2 separate regions of the Mus musculus genome follow, and region 2 is linked to region 1. Evidence: chromatin contacts called from ENCODE POLR2A ChIA-PET data. All regions are on one chromosome and are shown on one strand. The core of a region is the stretch at or near the end of the contact, and the rest is flanking DNA. Distances in the headings are between cores, read along the strand shown.

Evidence for each region. ChIA-PET counts read pairs that join two places held with the same protein, here RNA polymerase II (POLR2A).
Region 2: POLR2A ChIA-PET joins it to region 1 with 17 read pairs in Patski. The contact joins the promoter of Tor1b here to the promoter of Ntmt1 in region 1. POLR2A ChIA-PET finds 5 or more read pairs at or near these places in 3 of 5 experiments (Patski and embryonic stem cell).

Annotation. Positions count from the first base shown.
Region 1 is chr2:30,806,137-30,810,037 of GRCm38, reverse strand. Ntmt1 (N-terminal Xaa-Pro-Lys N-methyltransferase 1) reads right to left here and starts at 2,070. Exons shown (of 4, transcript NM_170592.3): 1 at 1,955-2,070.
Region 2 is chr2:30,951,306-30,955,206 of GRCm38, reverse strand. It overlaps Tor1b (torsin family 1, member B), which reads right to left and starts at 2,206. Exons shown (of 5, transcript NM_133673.3): 1 at 1,984-2,206; 2 at 1,190-1,455. The coding sequence starts at 2,182.

The DNA of each region.
Region 1 (3,901 bases), core at 821-3,320:
GCATTGACAAAACAGAGAATAAATGGTAAAAAAAAAAACTGTTTACATAGACTTAAGACCAGAGATTCTTATCCACATCTAAAAAAAGATAACTAAGGCAGAGAAATCAGCATTTGAATTACACAGCGTATAAACACAGTCTGCCTACCCATTGTGCCTGTCCTCCTCTTTTCACTCTGAGACCATGGCTGGTCTGAAACTCACCCTGAACTTCATAGAGAAGCTGTAGTTATTAAACAAGCCTGAGAAGCCCCAGGCTCCACTGTGGAAGGCACATACTCTCTTGAGCGTACAGTTCTCCACTGTCAGAGACGTTTGGTGAGATGGTTCAGCTGTTAGAGCGAGCACTGCCTGCTCTTCTCAGCATCTCACAGTGGAAAAGCTCCAAACCAGCAATCACTGCGGTTCCTGGTGATCTGATGCCTTCCCTTTGCCTTCCTGGGCCCTGCCCCCATAGACAGATAATCAAATATAAAAATAATTTAAAAAAAAAAAGCCTTAAACACGGAGGCTGGAGACAAGCTCCAGTCAAGAACACCAGCTGCTCTTCCAGAGGTCCTGAGTTCAATTCCCAGCAACCACATGGTAGCTCACAACCATCTGTAATGGGATCTGATGCCCTCTTCTGGAGTGTCTGAAGACATCAAAAGTATACTTGCATACATATAACAAATTTTTTTTTTTTTTTTTTTTGGTTTTTTGAGACAGAATTTCTCTGTGTAGCCCTGGCTGTCCTGGAACTCACTCTGTAGACCAGGCTGGCCTTGAACTCAGAAATCCGCCTGCCTCTGCCTCCCAAGTGCTGGGATTAAAGGTGTGCAGCACCACTGCCCGGCAATAAATAAATCTTTAAAAAAAATCTTAAAACACAATTTTTCTCTCTGTCTTTCTGTCTGGTTTTTGAAATAGGGTTTCTCTGTGTAGCCTTGACTGTCCTAGAACTCATTCTGTAGACCAGGTTGGCCTCAAACCCAGAGATCCACCTGCCTCTGCCTCCTGGATGCTGGGATTAGAGGCGTGTGCCACCTCTGCCTAGTTCAAACATAGTTAAAAAGATCAAGTAAGGAAAACGTGTTAAAACCTCCAAATCACACAGACCCTGGTAAAGCTGGAGCCCACCTATGAGATCATGTGGCCTTTGGTCAGTCCAGAAGATGCAAACACAAGCTCCGGGTACACCCAGAACCACACACCTGCAGACTCTGACCTTTTGATTATGTGGCTCTGGCCTTCAGGAAAGCATCCCCCCTCCCCCCAACACACACACAAGCACACACACAGGAAAGCCAGCTTAAGGAAACGATGTGCCTTAAAACAGCACTTGGGAAAGGACCAAAAGTTAGGAGAGGATTTAGGCTTCTCACTTAGACCCCAGTCACTGAGTGCCCCACCCCATACATCATTGTCATCAGTTACAGCACCTGTCCTAGGCCCTTATCAAAAGGATTAAAGACCAAAATGATCACACAGTTGGTGGAGCAGCAAAGCCTGGAGCATCTGGAAAAGATGGCAGGCAGCCTTGCAGAAGAGAGGCTGACCTTGGCCTCAAGGGCTCATGACAGTAACGATGTTGGCCAGAGCTGGAGGCAGTTAAACGTGATGGCAACCCGTGCAACCAAGCACTTAACTGCGAGGACTTGAGCCAAGCACGGCGCCGATTCCACACACCAACCTTGCAGTGGCTGCTTTCCTTATCTCAGAGGGGAAACTGAGGACTGGAAAGTGATGTACGGGCGCGAGTGAAGATACGTCTTGCCAGCCTCCACCAACGTGGCTTCCTCCAACCCAATCCGTGGTCACCAGAGTCCCTGCCCAGGTCTGATCGGTGAACCTCCATGGGACGTGCACGTGGGCCAGGGCCAGGCCCAGGTCACTTGACGACGGGGCCTCACCGCTTCAGGCAGTTGGGGTGAGCACCTCCCTCCTCCCTGGCCGCGTCCCTCGCGATACTTACCTGGGTCGGGGCTCCAGGGACCCGAGAGAAAAGGACGGGTTGAGAAGGAGGCTGGCAAAGACCGTAGCCCACAGCAGCCGCCACCACTCTACCGGACCAGACACCTCGCGGCCTCTGCCTTTGTCCGCACACGTCACTTCCCCGAGCCTGGAGGGGGCTGGACTCAAGATCGCTCCGCCCCGAGGCCAGTTCACTCCGCCCCAAGACTAGCTCATCCCTCTCCACAGACAGATAGCCCCTCCCCAGGGCCAGATCGCCGCGTCCCACAGGCAGCTCACGTCCAGATCGTCCCTCCCCCACAGCCAACTCCGCCCTCTCCAGGGCCTGCTCACACCTCTCCACGCCCCCACAGCCAACCCCGCTCCACGGCCTGCTCACTCGACACGCCCAGAACTTCTCTCCGCGCGACTAACTCGCCCCTCCCCACGCCCAGCTCGCCCAAACACAAGACCAGCTAGTTCCGCCCCACGGCCAATTCGCCCCTCCCCATCGCTACCTCGCTTGTCCCCGAGGCCAGTTCACCCCGCCCCCTGGCCAGATCGCCGCACTCCAAGGTTTGATCGCCCTATTCTTCGGCCAGATCGCCTTTTCCTTCGGGATCCTAACCCAGTTTTTTGCCTACGCGCAGGGACTTCATGATGAAGGATCCACAGCTGATATCTCACACACTTGAGGGTGTAGCTCTTTTAAGACAAGAGTCCAACTGAGTTCTGGCCGTAAACTTCAGGATCCTTCTGCATCATCGACGTGGTTGCTGGGGTTACAGGCACGCGCCTCCATGCGCCACAAGGCTGGATTCTTAAAAACCAACATCATGAGAGTTTTCCACCCTAAAAGGAGAATTAAGCCGGGCGTTGTTGGCGCACGCCTTTAATCTCAGCACTCGGGAGGCAGAGGCAGGCGGATTTCGAGGCCAACCTGGTCTACAAAGTGAGTTCCAGGACAGCCAGGGCTATACAGAGAAACCCTGTCGGGGGGGGGGGGGGAGGAGGATTAAAAGCCATTGTTGCTCAAATCCACCCATGCCCACTAGTATATTAAAATAATATATCAACCCAGGAAAGAGAACAGGAAAGAAAGGCTTTGACAGAGGTAAGGATTGCCAGGCCAAATAAAGCAGAAATCTAGAAGTTTGCCCTCCTGAGGACCGCCCTTCCCTATCCACTCAGACAATCTGCACCGGGTCTTGAAGGAAAGATGAGCTTGCTGCATGCAAACCCCCTCTAACCGCCTCGGAGTTCTAAGTTGCCTCTTCTAACTGGTGGATGTAATGATTCAGCTACAATACTCTGAGGGTTAAATTTGTGGGATTTGCGAGTTTAGGCTAGAGTCTAGTGGGGCTTGCAGGCAATGAAGGTTATCATAATAAGTATTTTTGCCTTAAGCTCACCTCTGTTGGCTGACACACCGGCTGTTAGACATACTTGTCATGCCTCCTGGGCTCTGCATTACAGTAGGTGCTTAAAGTTGTGTTTTGCTTTTACTTATTCTTTTTTTTTTTTTTTTCCTTTTCTGGATCAGTGCCTTGCTAGGTAACCCAGGATGGCCTGAAACTCACAGTGATCCTCCTGCCTTTGAAATGCTGGGATTGAAAGAATGCACTACCACACCTAATGTGTATTTACACATTAATACTGAAAGCAATAGAGGCTTAGGAGGCGGAAAAATCCTACCCCCAATTGAGTCCCCACCCCAAATCTGTGCACCTAATAGTTGATAGCTACTCTGGGTTATTCTAGGTATTACCTGGTTTCAATAGTTCAAAGAGCTATTCACCACCCCAAAGTGGTGAATACTTGTAATCCCAGCACCTGGGAAGTGGAGGCCGGAAGACAAGGAATTAAAGGTTATCTTTTGCCGCACAATGAACTTAACACCAGCCTACACTACCAGAGACCTAGTCTCAAAAACAAAAGCCAAGGAGCTGAAAAGATGACTTGTGACTCA
Region 2 (3,901 bases), core at 957-3,456, 150 kb before region 1:
AACTTCTCATCCCCTAAGTGGGAAAGGCCACAACTACAGACTTCCCACTGCAAATACTGTACTTCAAGAGATCTATAATAAAATCTGGAAAACATGAACATAACTTCATGGTGGCGACGGGTAGCTTGGTGGCACAGCACTTCCTCAGCACCTTCAAATAAACCCTTCCTTCTGGCACTCCTCCCTGGCTGACAACAGTTTCCTTTCCTCCTTCGATGGGGTTTCTGTTTGCTAGCTCCGTCCAGCAGGGGGTCAAACACCAATAAGCAAGATAGTCATTTACATCAGATTCAAGGGATGAAAAATGCAGAGATCTCACAAGGAAAACCAGGCTGGAGCTTTGCTTCCGACTCACACGGGCAGCAGACAGAGGTGGCAAGTTTTAGATGTGGCCATGCCCAAGCAAACTATCTAAGGCCGCCCTACCTAACACCCTGTGCCCTGCTGGGAATGGAAATCCCTTTATGAGTGCCTAAGGCAGAGGCCTGGAGACAGGAGGTGAGGAGTTCAGGTTGTGAGGGACAAGTCACCTTGCCTCTCTTGTCCACTTTCTCTGATTTCAGTCCCCTCCTCCCTCCCCCTATCCCAGGAATGATACCCCACCCCACCTCACCCCTACACTAGTTGGCTCCATCTTTAAATGATCATAGCATCCCCTACCTCACTGGATTATTTTGGAATAGCAATTTTAGAAACAAAGAAGATGGGACACACCTATAATCCCAGCACTTGGAAGTTGAAGGTAGGAGGATCAGAAGTTCAAAGCCAGCCTCTGCTATTTATAGTGAGTTTGAAGCCAACCTGGGCTACATTAGACCCTGTCTAAAACCACCCTCTCTCCCACATGCCATAAACTGGGCAAATTGATAGATGCCTGTTGATCTCAGCCCTCAGAAAGCTGGATCCCTAACACCAAAGCCAGCCTGGACTACACGATGAGGCACTGTCTCAGAAAGTATAAATAAAGAGAGGCTAGGCATTTAATCCCAGCCTTTGGAGGGCAGAGGTAGGTAGATCTCTGTGAGTTCCAGGCCTGCCAGACCTACACAGTAAAACTCAGTCAAATAAATAGCAGAAAGCAAAGCAGAGGCCAGATGGAGCACTTCAAGGCAGAGAAAGAAAAGCAGAGGCCAGAGCTACTGAGTAAAGTACCCCAGGCATATGATCAAAAATCGGTAGGTTTTCTTGCCTGGTACACCTTTATCTTCTGCTCATGAGGGAAGTGCAAAGTAGAGACGAACAGGTGGACAAAGTTACTCTTCAGGCCTTTTGGATAAAGGTTTTCAGCCACAATCTGGCTGATAAAATTCTTGCCCGTGCCAGCCCAGCCGTGCAAGGACAGAGTCAATGGTTTCTTGGAATTTTTGTTGTTCCTGAAGCCAGTCAATGCCTTGAGAATCACTTCGGTGGCAAGGTGCTGTCCAAACAGCTTCTCTTCCAAGTCCAGCTTGAGGGCTGCGGAGGCCCGCACCGGAACAAAGAGAAAAACACAGGTTAAAAAAGTACCTGAGTCAGAGGCACAGTTAGCGACTGATCCAGCAGGGCCAGAAGGGATGAAAAATGCAGAGATCTCACAGATCAGAGCCAGAATCATAAGGACCTACAGTCAGATCCTTAAGTGCCAGTTCTCCTTAACATCTAAATGTCAAACAAGCTACACAGATTCTTTCATCCAGGGAAGAACCATTTGGCGGCTGTGCTCCGGGCTAGCTTTCCCGCCACCCCTGATGGCTCGAAAAAAAAACAAACAAACAGCAAGAGCAACAGGCGGGCTTTCTGGATGGAGCTCCACGCCTGGCACCCCCTGGCGGGGCGCACCAGCTGGCCCCGTTGCGTTCAGTTCTCCAGGTGGTCATTGCAAGGCCTGCAAAGGTGTGGCGAGGTCCCGGCCGTGTGTGTCTCCCGCGGCGCCGCATCCAGCAGGAGCGGGAGCCAAGCTCCCAGTGCCCTCCCGCCCGCCCCGACCGGCCCGCGGGCACATACCCGACGTGTTGAGGGGCCGTTCCTCATGGCAGCACTCGGTGAAGCGGCAGTAGAAATCGGTATAGGACAGGTAGCCGGTGAGCGCCGACACGGCCCCGATGGCGATGCCCACGCTTACGGGCTCGAACGCCCCCGCCACGTGGGCGGCCAGCAGCGCCCACAGGGCCGTGGAGCCCCCAAACGCTCCGATTCGTCTCATCGCACGCAGGGAAGCACCGTGCGGCTGCGCTCCGAGCGCAGGATTCAGTCCCAGGGACTGAACTTCCGGTACGGCGCTGTCACTTCCGCTTAGCTAGAAAGCCGCCTTGTTGGAAAGGGGCGGGGAGATTATTGTCACCAACGTTGTGAGTGTCAGGAAACCCTCTAGAGACCATTAAAGGAATTTCATTCCTATCTTTTAGAGGTCCTGTTTGTTTGTTGGTTGGTTTGTTATACAAACACACACACACACACACACACACACACACAGGAGACGGAGAGAGGGAGAGAACGCAGAGATGGATCAGTTGTTAGGGGCACTGACTAGCTCTTCCTGAGGACCTGGGTTCACTTCCAAGCACCCACATTCCTGTTTTGTGACGGTCTCTAACCAGTTCCAGGGGTTCTGCCACTCTCTTTTGGCCTCTGTAAGCACTGCACACACACACACGGGACACAGACATACACGCAAGCAAAACAATCATACACACAACATAATAAAATTATTGGAAAATTATGCACACATAAAAATCAAAAGCCCAGATTGGGCTCCCAGCATCCACATCTGGTGGCTTATGATTGCCTGTACCTCCAGAACTTTTCCTCCGAGCTTTGTGGGCACCTCCACGTATACGGTGCTGTACAGAAGCTCAGGCGTGCACATACATATAAGATAATACATAAATAAATAAAATAATAATAATAATAATAGCAACAATAATGTGTGCTTGTTGTGAGAGAGACAGGGCTGAGCACTAGGGATGTAACGCACATAGGGACACCTGTGGGGGATTCACAAGGGAGACAGACATTTGTCTATGCGCATACCACACAGTGGGCCCCAGGTTGCCCGCTGGGAATTCATCCATGGAGTAGAGTTGGTCCTGCCTTTCAGGACACACAGGCTGTAGGGGAGGCAAGCAAGGGGACAAGGACTACTGAGTCATCAAAGTCCAGGTACTGTGGGGCAGGGAAAGCCTTTGCCTATGCTGAAGATTAGAGGTATTAATCAAAAACCGACGAAGTTGGTCATGCAGAAAACAAGCAGTGGTGTGGTTTATGTAAAGAGTAGAGTTTGTAAACAGCCCGTCTGAAATGTGTGATTACTCCTCCACACGCCTTCATTATATCAACTTGATATAGAATTTGAAGCCACAGGCTTTTTTCCTTTTTGTTTGTTTGTTTGTTTGGGTGTTTTGTTTTGTTTTGTTTTTGGGACAGGGTTTCTCTGCGGAGCCCTGGCTGTCCTTGAACTCACTCTGTAGACCAGGCTGGCCTCGAACTCAGAAATCCGCCTGCCTCTGCCTCCCAAGTGCTGGGATTAAAGGTGTGCGCCACCACCGCCTGGCTGCCACAGGCTTTTAATAGGGACAATACAGCCAACTTGAAGATCATTCCCCAAGGAAATAGATTGTCCATACATACTTGGTCCAGACTTTGCCAAACTTGGTTGAGTTCCTTTAGTAACTAATGTGCAATAAATAACTCGTGAACTCTGGCTGTGTGTCAGGCCCAACACTATATAAAGCACATATACCCATATACCAGGCTTACAGCAGGGAATAGGTCAGGTATGGCTCCTGACCTCACAACAGAGCCACTGACCACGACTGTCCTTATTTCTGGGGGGATAGGGCAAAAAGGTAAGGCCCCAGAGCCCCAGCAGGCTAATCTCAGTCTCCTGTCCCAGCATGCTAATTAAAGAGATGCTTATGAGTGA